2 separate regions of the Homo sapiens genome follow, and region 2 is linked to region 1. The links are chromatin loops, found by intact Hi-C in ENCODE. Cell type or tissue: GM12878. All regions are shown on one strand. Region 1 overlaps LOC105377462 (a long non-coding RNA gene). Region 2 overlaps ANAPC10 (anaphase promoting complex subunit 10).

Region 1 (5,000 bases):
TAAGGCTGACCGGTGGGAAAGCGACCGAATCTATAAGCAGTGGGTGGGCTGTGTTCCCTCCCCCTACCCCTACCTCCTTCTTATTCTGAGAAACAATCGTGGGTGTTCCTATCTCCCCAAAACTCCCTGCCCTGAAAAAGAAAGGGAAAAAGCTGCTTCCTGGCTGAATAAAGCTGAAACACCTGTGTGCCAGAAATACACAGATGTAGACGGGCACAGCATTGGTGCAGATCCATCTGCCCAGCGTGCTTCACTTGGTGGTTAGAGTGGTATCCAATTAGGATGGGAAACCCACACCAGAAGAAAGATTCCTTTGGTCCTCATTATCCTCATTCCCTTACAATTCTTCTCACATTTCTCTCTCTCACTAATGCTTTACCCGAGGATGAATATACAATGCCAAAAACAACCCTTGCTTAAAAAGCCCTGAAAGGCAATTCTATTTCAGGTGGTATCTTCCCTTCATCATTATTCATCCTGCCTTTTTACTTTGGGCTAGAAGGACAAATGGAAAGAAAAACAATACAATAGTCAGTGCAAACTGAACCTTTGTCAGAAAATGTGTGTCTTTTATGTTACAGCTGTGAACTGCTCATGTGAAATGTGTGCTGAGTGTCATTCATTCCAAAAATATTTATTAAATACTAACATGCCTGGTTTTGTGTTAAGTCCTGGAGGTATGGCACCTGGCAAAATGGCCTCACCAGAACTCACTGATGAATGCAGTAAAAAATACCTGCATCGTGTATTGCAAAAACAATGTAACATTTAATATCATTGCCGTTTTTATTCTCCTGCTTTTATCTATAGCATTATTTATTTTTCTCTCATATAGGGCAATTTCCACAGAGAACATATTGAGTCTAAATTGCTCAGTACAGTGTCTATCATGGTGCAGGCAACAAGCAGCTGGTCTGGGAGAATAAGATATTCAGAGTTGGATGCTTTCATAGCCGTTTAAGCTGTGGGTATTACCCAAATGAACTTTCTATACAGCTTTGGAAAATGGACTGGAGTATGGAAGTATCTGGGTGTGGGGAAGAGACAGAAGTTATTCATCAGGATCTCAAATAGATCGATTTTTGGACAACAATTGTCTGTTAGGGTTTTTTTTTTATCCTTTTAATTTTGAGATAATATTAGGCTCATAGGAGTGTTGCTAGATAGTACAGAGAGTTCCTGTAGGCCTTTCACTCTGCTTCTCCTAATATTAACATCATATATAACCACGGTACATTGATCTAAACTAAGAAATTAACATTGATACAATACTATTAACTAAATGACACACTGTATTAAAATTTCAGTAGTTTTTCCACTAATGTCCTCTTTCCATCCTAAGATCTAATCCAGGAGGTCACATGGAATTTAGGTTTTGCTTGGTGTTAATTGAGCTATTTCTCTACTCTCGATGTCCTATTGATATGATATCACCATTTTTGAAAAGAAGTTCTCACCTTCGAATCTGTAAAATGCTAGAAAGGAGATAGGAAAGAAGGTAAAGTGGGAAACAATGGGAAAATTTTCTTTTATTTTTTAATTTTCAATCTACCTGCAGGGAGAACAGCATGACTTAGGAACATGGTTTTTCTGACCCTCCCTATCTTTTTAGCCCTGAGAAAATAAAAGATCAAGTACTCTCTTTAGAAGATAACCTTGTAAATCTCTAACGGCTCAACAGCCATTTAGTCTGATGCAGCCCTGGATTGCTATTTCCATTTCACAGATGGGGAAAATGAAGCCCTGCCCTGCTGAATGATTGTTTAGGATCACAAAGCCCTGACTTACCTATAATAAAACTAAGACTAAGACTTACAAGGGGAATGGGGGAATCCAGCTCAGCCCTGAAGTCTCTCTCAGTGGTTAACCCTTATTATAAGAAATGGCATTTATTTGTCAGGATATAAGAACAATGTTTTTACAAGGAAAAGTTTGGAGCAATAACCGAAAATAAAGTCCCTTAGTACATCTGGGGGAATGGGGAAGCATTCTATATTACTCTAGCAATGAACTCTGGCTACTGCTGAGCTAAACTCTAAGTTGCAATTAGTTTAAGCTGCAAACATCAAGCACCAAAGGAATGCTGGGCTTTCATAGGTGCAATGTTTTCAAGCCAGTGACTTTATACTATGGAGGCATATTCTGAAAAGGCTGGCAGCATTCTAGACCCAGGAACCTGAGCTACAGACATCAAAGGGATTCACTTCTTAATTCTGGACATTTGTAAAGTCCACCAGAAGCAAACATGCTGGAACTTCAACAGCAGGTATTACACTGACTGTAAAAATCATCCATCTTAGTCAAAATTACAAACAGGTCTCCTTGTCTCCCTCCTCCCCACTCCATCCATCCCTTTCCCTCACGGTAAAAGAATCAACATGAAGCAAAATGTGTTCATTCCTCTGTACCAGTAACGATGCTGCCAGGGAGGGGGACTACTCCCTGGATCAAAGAGGCCTCTCTCACAGGGCAGTGTGTGGTGAAGGAACATTACTCCACAGCCCCTCTCATTCCCTTTCCCTCTCTCTTGCTTTTTCTTTCTTTCAACATTAGGCATTCTTTTATAGTTTCAAATTAACATTAAAGTACAATAACAGTGATTCATGGCTGTGATAAACAAAAAAATAGGGATACCTTCACAATAAAACTCTGTAAAATGCACAAACTGACACGTTTTAAATGACTCTTTAGTAACAGGGGAGAAAAAAAGCATATGAGGTAAATCCTTCACTGAGTAACTCACCAGGGAGACTGGTAAAAATAAATTGCACAGCTCTAATTTTCCTAGCAGCTTCCATGCTATTCTTTGAAACTGAGTACGAACCCCTTGGCCTAATCCCAAGAGCCGATCTATAGTAAATAGTGCACACTTAAGCCTAAGTTCCTTTTTAGCACCATTCAGACAGTGACTTCAGCCGCAGAGCTTAGTCATAGCAGACATTTTTGTGGTGAAAGCATTAAACCCACATGCAGCTCTCTTTCTGTGGCCACTGGGGGTCATGCTCCCTTCCCATTAGCTGAATAAATCATAAAGTCGGCTCAGACCACCCAAGGAGTGCGACCAGCAAGCCACAGGCGATGCCTACAGCCGGTTATTTCTTTTCAGAATCTACAGGGGGAAAAAAGCAGAAAAAGAAAAACAAGAAAAAAAAATACACTGCAAAACAGACTGCCTGTAGGAAATCATTTGAGTTTTTAAAAATGTGATCTCTTTGAGAGTAACCCAGTGTTTTCTTGTTTACTTATTTATTTTTTAGTTAAAATCAGGGAGCCTGATTTAAGAAGAAAAGTAGCCATTGAAAAAATAAAGTCACATGCATGCCTTTTGTCATATGCTGGAGTTTGCTGACCAAAAAAAGAAAAAAAAAATCTTCTCTGTGGATTTTAAATTAAGGAAGGCCACCCTGTGTGGCCAGGCTCTTCAGGTGGTTCCGATAAGACACAATGCAGATGCAACTGGGGGGCCCTGCATCCGGCTAGCTTACGTAGCCAAACGGGATTTAACGAGGAAGCAAACGTGTTGTCTAATGTTCCCTGTGTCAAATGATTCACTCCGCCCAGGAAAGGGATGGGGTCCTGGAGGAAGATCTGCAAGTCACAAGTTCCCATCAATCAGTAAATAAGATAAGAAATAGGAATTTTAAACATAACTATTAGCAGGCAACTGCTATCACATCCACACACTGCAGCTCATTATGTTAAATAGTCTCTTCGGGGAGTGTAGTGCGGGGGAGAGGAGCAGAAGGGGGCAGAGTGGTGAGAAAGAAGAATTTTTTTTTACATGCATTTTTAAAAACTGTGCTTTATTTTAGATAAGTCTGTAGATGTGCTGTAATTTTAAATAACTGTAGAAGTCTAACAGGCAACTAAAATTGTGACACCCCCTCACAACCCCATAACTATTACCCTACCTCCAAGTAAAGTCTAGCCAGAAAGAAAGTATATTTGAGGTGGGTTCCAGTGATTTCCTCAGGACTCTGGGACAGGTAGCTGTTAGGATCTTGAAGGAATTTGAAGCTGAGTGGTGATCCCTTTTGTGTCCATGAACAGTCTCCCTAGTGTGTATTTGATAAACTTCAGTATGTGATCTTGTAAACTGGTTATTTAGGAAGCACTCAAATTAACACACTATATTTACCCTTTGTTTAACTTCAGAACAATGTAGGCAATTTCTTTACCAGTGTCCACACAAAGCTCTGCCTAAAATCTTTAAAGCCCTCATCTGCAGTGACCCCCTTGCTGCTCAAGAAAGGACAGCCCCTCGGTCTACACTGGGGCATATTACATGGTGATTTTGAGACTCTTGCCCACCAGGGAGGAGGGCCGGTTCACTTATATCAGTTACATTTGTGACTTAATATGGTGAGTTGTAAGGTCACCCTCAATCAAAGCCATCTTGTATTGAAGCAATTTTAACTGTCAACAGCCTATGTCTTAAAAATCTCACGAGAAGACAAGTGAATCCACCTGTTGATAACCTACAGCCCATTATGAATTTGCTAATTAAAATTTCCATTTGCTAGATTACACAACTTTAACTGTGTAATAAAAAGCTGCTTCCAAGGTAAACCAAAAGCATTGTAAACAAAACCCCTCAACCACGAGGTTTCACTCATCCTTGTGATGACTTTCATTTCTGTTTTATTCATGAATATATTTTCCACATCATTGAGAGCATAAAGCATTCTTAAGTAGATGCTTTGAACCATCCTTCCTGAGTCAGAGTGCTTGGAAGAATTAGACCAACTGCTGCATCGTGTCTAGCTGCTTATCTGTGATCCACCCCACTTCTGGAAATAGGGACATGTCCCCTATGGACACAACATAGATAAAATGGCCTGTGCCTGCATTTATGGGGTCTGTGTTGCAGAAGAAAGTAAACAATTCCAAAGAAAATAGTCCAGAAGAAATAGAAATGCTACTAAAAACAGATGAGATTTAAGAAATAAATGCCTTTCTTTATGAATAAGCATCAGTAGCTTGTGAGGTTAGCTCTTAGG
Region 2 (5,000 bases), 690 kb after region 1:
GCAAGCACAGTTGTAAGAACTATAGATGTATTGATTTTTTTCCAGCCTTGCAATAGCCCTATGAGGTATACTCTTTTTTTTTTGTTTGAAACACAGTCTCGCTCTGTCGCCTGGCTGGAGTGCAGTGGCTAGATCTTGGAGCACTGCAACCTCCACCTCCCGGATTCAAGCAATTCTCCTGCCTTAGCCTCCTGAGTAGCTAGGACTACAGGCACGCACCACCACACCCACCTAATTTTTGTATTTTTCAGTAGAGACGTGGTTTCACCATGTTGGCCAGGATGGTCTCGATCTCTTGACCTTGTGATCTGCCTGCCATGACTTCCCAAAGTGCTGGAATTACAGGCGTAAGTCACTGTACTCAGCCAAGGTACATTCTTTTAATCTTCACTTTAGATACTAGAAATCTGAGGCTAACATTCCAAGGTTCATGGTTAAATGGCAGAGCAAGAATTCAAACTCCAGCAGATGACTCCAAAGCCCATGCTCTTGGATCTTTAACAACCCAAAGAAATAAACAGTTAGATGTAATGAAAACTCTTAATTTCATGAGATTATATAGAAAAGCAAACTATTGTATGCTTTTGTTTTAGTGTGTGTGTATGTGTGTGTGTGTGTGTGTGTGTGTGTGTGTGTGTTTTGAGACGGAGTTTTGCTCTTGATGCCCGGGCTGGAGTACAATGGCACGATCTGGGCTCACCGCACCTCTGCCTCCCAGGTTCAAACGATTCTCCTGCCTCAGCCTCCTGAGTAGCTAGGATACAGGCATGTGCCACCACACCCAGCTAATTTTGTATTGTTAATAGAGACGGGGTTTCTCCATGTTGGTCAGGCTGGTCTCGAACTCCTGACCTCAGGTGATCCACCCGCCTTGGCCTCCCAAAGTGCTGGGATTACAGGCGTGGGCCACCATGCCCAGCCTATTGTATGCTTTTAAGACCTATAAAAACATAACAAATTTTAATGGCTTTGCTCCTTTCAGCTACCATTCACTGAGCTGCTAGTATGTTCCAGGCACTTAAAACATTTGTTGCAATCATCCCAACATCATATCTCCAATTTATAGTTAATTTATAGGTAACTGAAGTTCATAGAAAGGTTATACAATCTGCCCAAGGGTCACCTAGCTAGTGACCTAGCTAGCCAGGATTTGAAAGTAATTACCCAACCAAAATCCTGAACATCACCGAAGTAATAACCTTAAAGTATGTATGTATGCCTAGAATAAAAATAAAAGAACATATTCTAAGATAAGTACAAGTGAATAAATACCGACAACTCAAAAAGCCATAATTCTACATATGCTATAAAGAGATGTGGAACTTTGAAGGGGACTGAGAAGGAAGAAACTAATTCAACTGGGTGAAAGTCTCATAATACTTATTGTTTTATATTATTAGTTAATATGCACAGAAATAATGCATGACAATGGGAACAAAGTTCTTACTACAGATCTACGCAGAGGTAAAAATCCAATATACACCTCCAGTTATATTAAAAAAAACAACTGAAGTAGCTCCCCAACCCAATGACCCACAAACACTTTGCTTGTAGGATCTATGACTTCTAGTGGTCCCATAATTCATATATAACAGATTTTACTTATAGAAGTATAAAAATTAGCCAAAAACCCACCTCATAATTTACTTTCAAAAGTGTTTAGCTAAATCTAGAACATCTGTCTAACAATAGTTAAGGTGAAATTTTACAAAATGAATATTTTGGAGTGAGAAGTAACAAATTTTATTTTACATGAATTTTTAAAATACTGAACTAACTCTATTACTTACAGCTTAGATAGCATGAAGTTTGACTTCATCTTGACATGAATAATCATCATTTTGAGAAAAATGTTTTAACTTGTTTCCAAAAATGATAATCATTGATAACTGAGGAGAAAAAGCAAAGACCGTTTTTGTTCTATTCACAAGTACCAACGAACAGCCCAGTGTGGAAATGGCTGTATGCCAGGTTGCCCTGTGAAGAATTAGGCTTCTTGGCAATCAAGAAACTCAGACATCGTAGGCCCTTAGAAAACTGACACATTAAGGACTTGGTGCTTTCACTTCCCCTTCTAGAAGGCATATGCAAGATATGTCTTGCTTAGATGACAATCTCTTCCATATTCTGGATTCAGTGAGAGAATAAGACAACTAATAAGAAGCAAATTGAGGAGCAAGAATCATTCATTGACTATTGGATCTATTGACTAAAATTTAATAACTGGTTCCAGATATACAGCAATATTATCCTAAATAACCACAAGAAACAATAATTAAAAGATTCATACAACAATTATGAAATGTAAACGTGCATCTGAATTTTGATCAAGAAACTCAGAGTGAAATTCAGAGACAAACAAACCTGAAATTATATCTTTATAAAAAATAGTCAAAATGGTAAAAACCCAGTTTCAGATATGTATATTTATTCCTTTATTAACTTCTATATAGAAAGTTAAAAACAAAAAATGTTGAATAATTCCAATAAACCTTTGGGGAGACTGTGGATCACAACATCCATTTTACCAAATTTTAACCTTAAGTTCCCTATTATCTGGTAAATAATTTTTTGTTTTGATGCTGTATGAATCTGAATGAAGGTTGAGACTGCCAACACACTAGACTACATTTCACAAGTTTGCTGCCTGTATCTAACGTGATACTCAGTAGCATAAGAGTAAAAATAAATGATATGAAACATAATCAAAAATTAAAAATTATTCTAAGCACCCATAAATATACTTCCTGAACGTTCCTTGATTATGTAGGGTCAGTTGAAAAATTTGACTAACTCATAACAATACTATCAAGAAGCCAACATACTTAAGAATCTGAATTCCAAGTGAAATACAAGACATTTATGATATTTTCAGATGTATAATCCAGCCAAGATATACTTTATAAATAAAATAGATTTTAAAGGGCAAACATCAATATTTAAATCAATCCTTCTTCACATATATCTTCAACAAAATTTCTCACCTTCAATACTTTCTAATTTCATTTTTTCATTATTTTATAGTATATAAATACACAAGCCTTTTCTCTACTTTTTTGATGTGCCAATAACATTAGTGCAACATATAGCCATGACAACTTATCCTATAAACAGAATCCCTCACAAATTGAAAAATATAAGAACCAACAAATGTTTCACTACACTCAGAAAACACAGAGTCTTTATTCCAAGAGGAACTTTCAGTAAAAAAAAAATGATGTGTGAACAGCAGACACTGATGTTCACACAAGCATACTGCAGACAACCCAGCAGGCGGTTTTCTGTTTTTTTTGGATTATGCTCTGGAGGTGCTGGCACAATGGAATTTCAATACCCTAACTGCTTATTTCTCTGTACATCTTTAAAATAACAGGTAAAGAAAAAATTGTCTAAAAAAAAAACAAAATAAAGTGTTTTTAATTCTTCTTTTCAAACGATGTAATTTATAACCATTACACAAATAGCGAAGAAGCACAAAAGAGGGGAAAAAAGAAATAAAGTAATGTTCCAAAGGTTCAGTTTACAAGGACCTCACACAAAGTTTTTTTTTTTCTCTGCAACTCTTACTAGAAACAGTATTATTTGCTAAAAATGCACTAGCTGCCAAGAGCTATGGTCCATCTAAAGCAAAATGCTTAAGATGGAAACAGTGTTAATACAAAAAAAAGAGGCAGGATTCAGTATACAAATTTCTGTAAAATCTATTAAAAAATAAGATGAAGTTTTGATTTTGATACATTATTTTGACTAAAAAACAATTCTAATTATAGATAAAATACTAAAATACATAGTACTGTATTAAAACAATAAGTAATCAAATTTCAAACTTTCTAATTAATCCTTTTTTTGTAAGTTATTGGGAATTCTACACTAGTCTTGGTTCACATGATAGAACAATGGGAAAATTTTCCGAATGGTTGAACACTAACCCTGACAAGTGTGGAGAGCCAACTACAATACATTATATGGTAGCATAACCTGCCACCCACGTTGCTGAGAGAACAGCTTTCAAACACATGCACTGAGCTGTAAAACCGCAAAATCCCTTATTACACATTGTCTTTCTTACTTTAGGTGAAATATACCATCAATTCTTTCCATTATAAATCTTTTTTTATTACTATTTTTGAAGACCATTTACAACTTGACTGTTGTTTTCTGACAAAGTAAAAGATGTCTTTTACAAAAAGAAAATGCAACAGGAAAGTTATCACCCTCCTACAGTATTACAAATGAAGGCTGATATCTGCTGCATAATTTCCCATAGATTAACTGGAGGATCCATATTACCTAAAATGTTTCCAGATAAAATTCTTTTTTTTCCCTTTGAAAACCAAACCCTTATACTAGAGTTCACCAAGTTTCTTAAAGCATTTGAAAATACTTGCTTTCTTTAATAAAAGCTGATATATTGCTTTGGGAAGTTCTTTAATATATAATTTTGATCATTACCAAAAAAAGAGAAAAACAAATTGTCAAAATTTGTTAGAAAGTAAATGTTCTTTCTCTCTTTCTATGTTTCTTCCCAACACTTTCCCCCTTCCTCCTGCACCAGCACAAATACAAACCTATACTAAAAAACAAAACAAAAAATAGATTCAAGGAGATAATGCTGCCCTTGACAGTATTTGCATTATATTGATGATACATGTAAATGAAGAAAGACTGAAGAATGGCAGCCACACATCATACTCATTATAGCAATGTGTTTGACAAAAATACGTTCTTACCTTTCAGAAAAGAGCTCAATGCAACAATGACTATCAAATCTAACAAAAGGGCTTAAGATACAGAACAAGGGTAAAAAAATGAAAAATTTAAAGACAGTACTTTTTAGAGATTCAAGAAGGTTAAAATCATTTCAAAAAATGTGTGTTTCTCTCTAACGTTTTGTCTGATTAATTTCCCTCCAAAATTCTCCTTTCTATCCTTTGCATTTCCTTCCCCCCAACTCCCACCCACCATGACCCACCTCCACCCACAGTCTGCTAACTGAATCA

Evidence for each region. A loop is a pair of places that touch in the nucleus more often than their neighbours do. Peaks named below come from ENCODE experiments on the same cell type or tissue, not always from the same donor. Only the 100,000 strongest peaks of a DNase experiment are listed, where the experiment ranks them.
Region 2: it touches region 1 in a loop (2.3-fold over the local background); 2 of 110 quality-filtered maps call a loop at or near these places.

Annotation. Positions count from the first base shown.
Region 1 is chr4:144,353,605-144,358,604 of GRCh38, forward strand. The region is part of intron 2 of LOC105377462 (a long non-coding RNA gene); the gene reads right to left. Among named protein-coding and RNA genes, the nearest start is that of GYPA, 220 kb to the left of the region's middle. RefSeq lists an enhancer at 2,057-3,963 and a silencer at 2,840-2,909. In GM12878, no CTCF peak of the experiment used is centred here; a DNase peak (open chromatin) is centred at 2,937.
Region 2 is chr4:145,039,527-145,044,526 of GRCh38, forward strand. The region is part of intron 4 of ANAPC10 (anaphase promoting complex subunit 10); the gene reads right to left. Among named protein-coding and RNA genes, the nearest start is that of ANAPC10, 56 kb to the right of the region's middle. RefSeq lists a silencer at 1,930-1,979. In GM12878, no CTCF peak of the experiment used is centred here; a DNase peak (open chromatin) is centred at 2,035.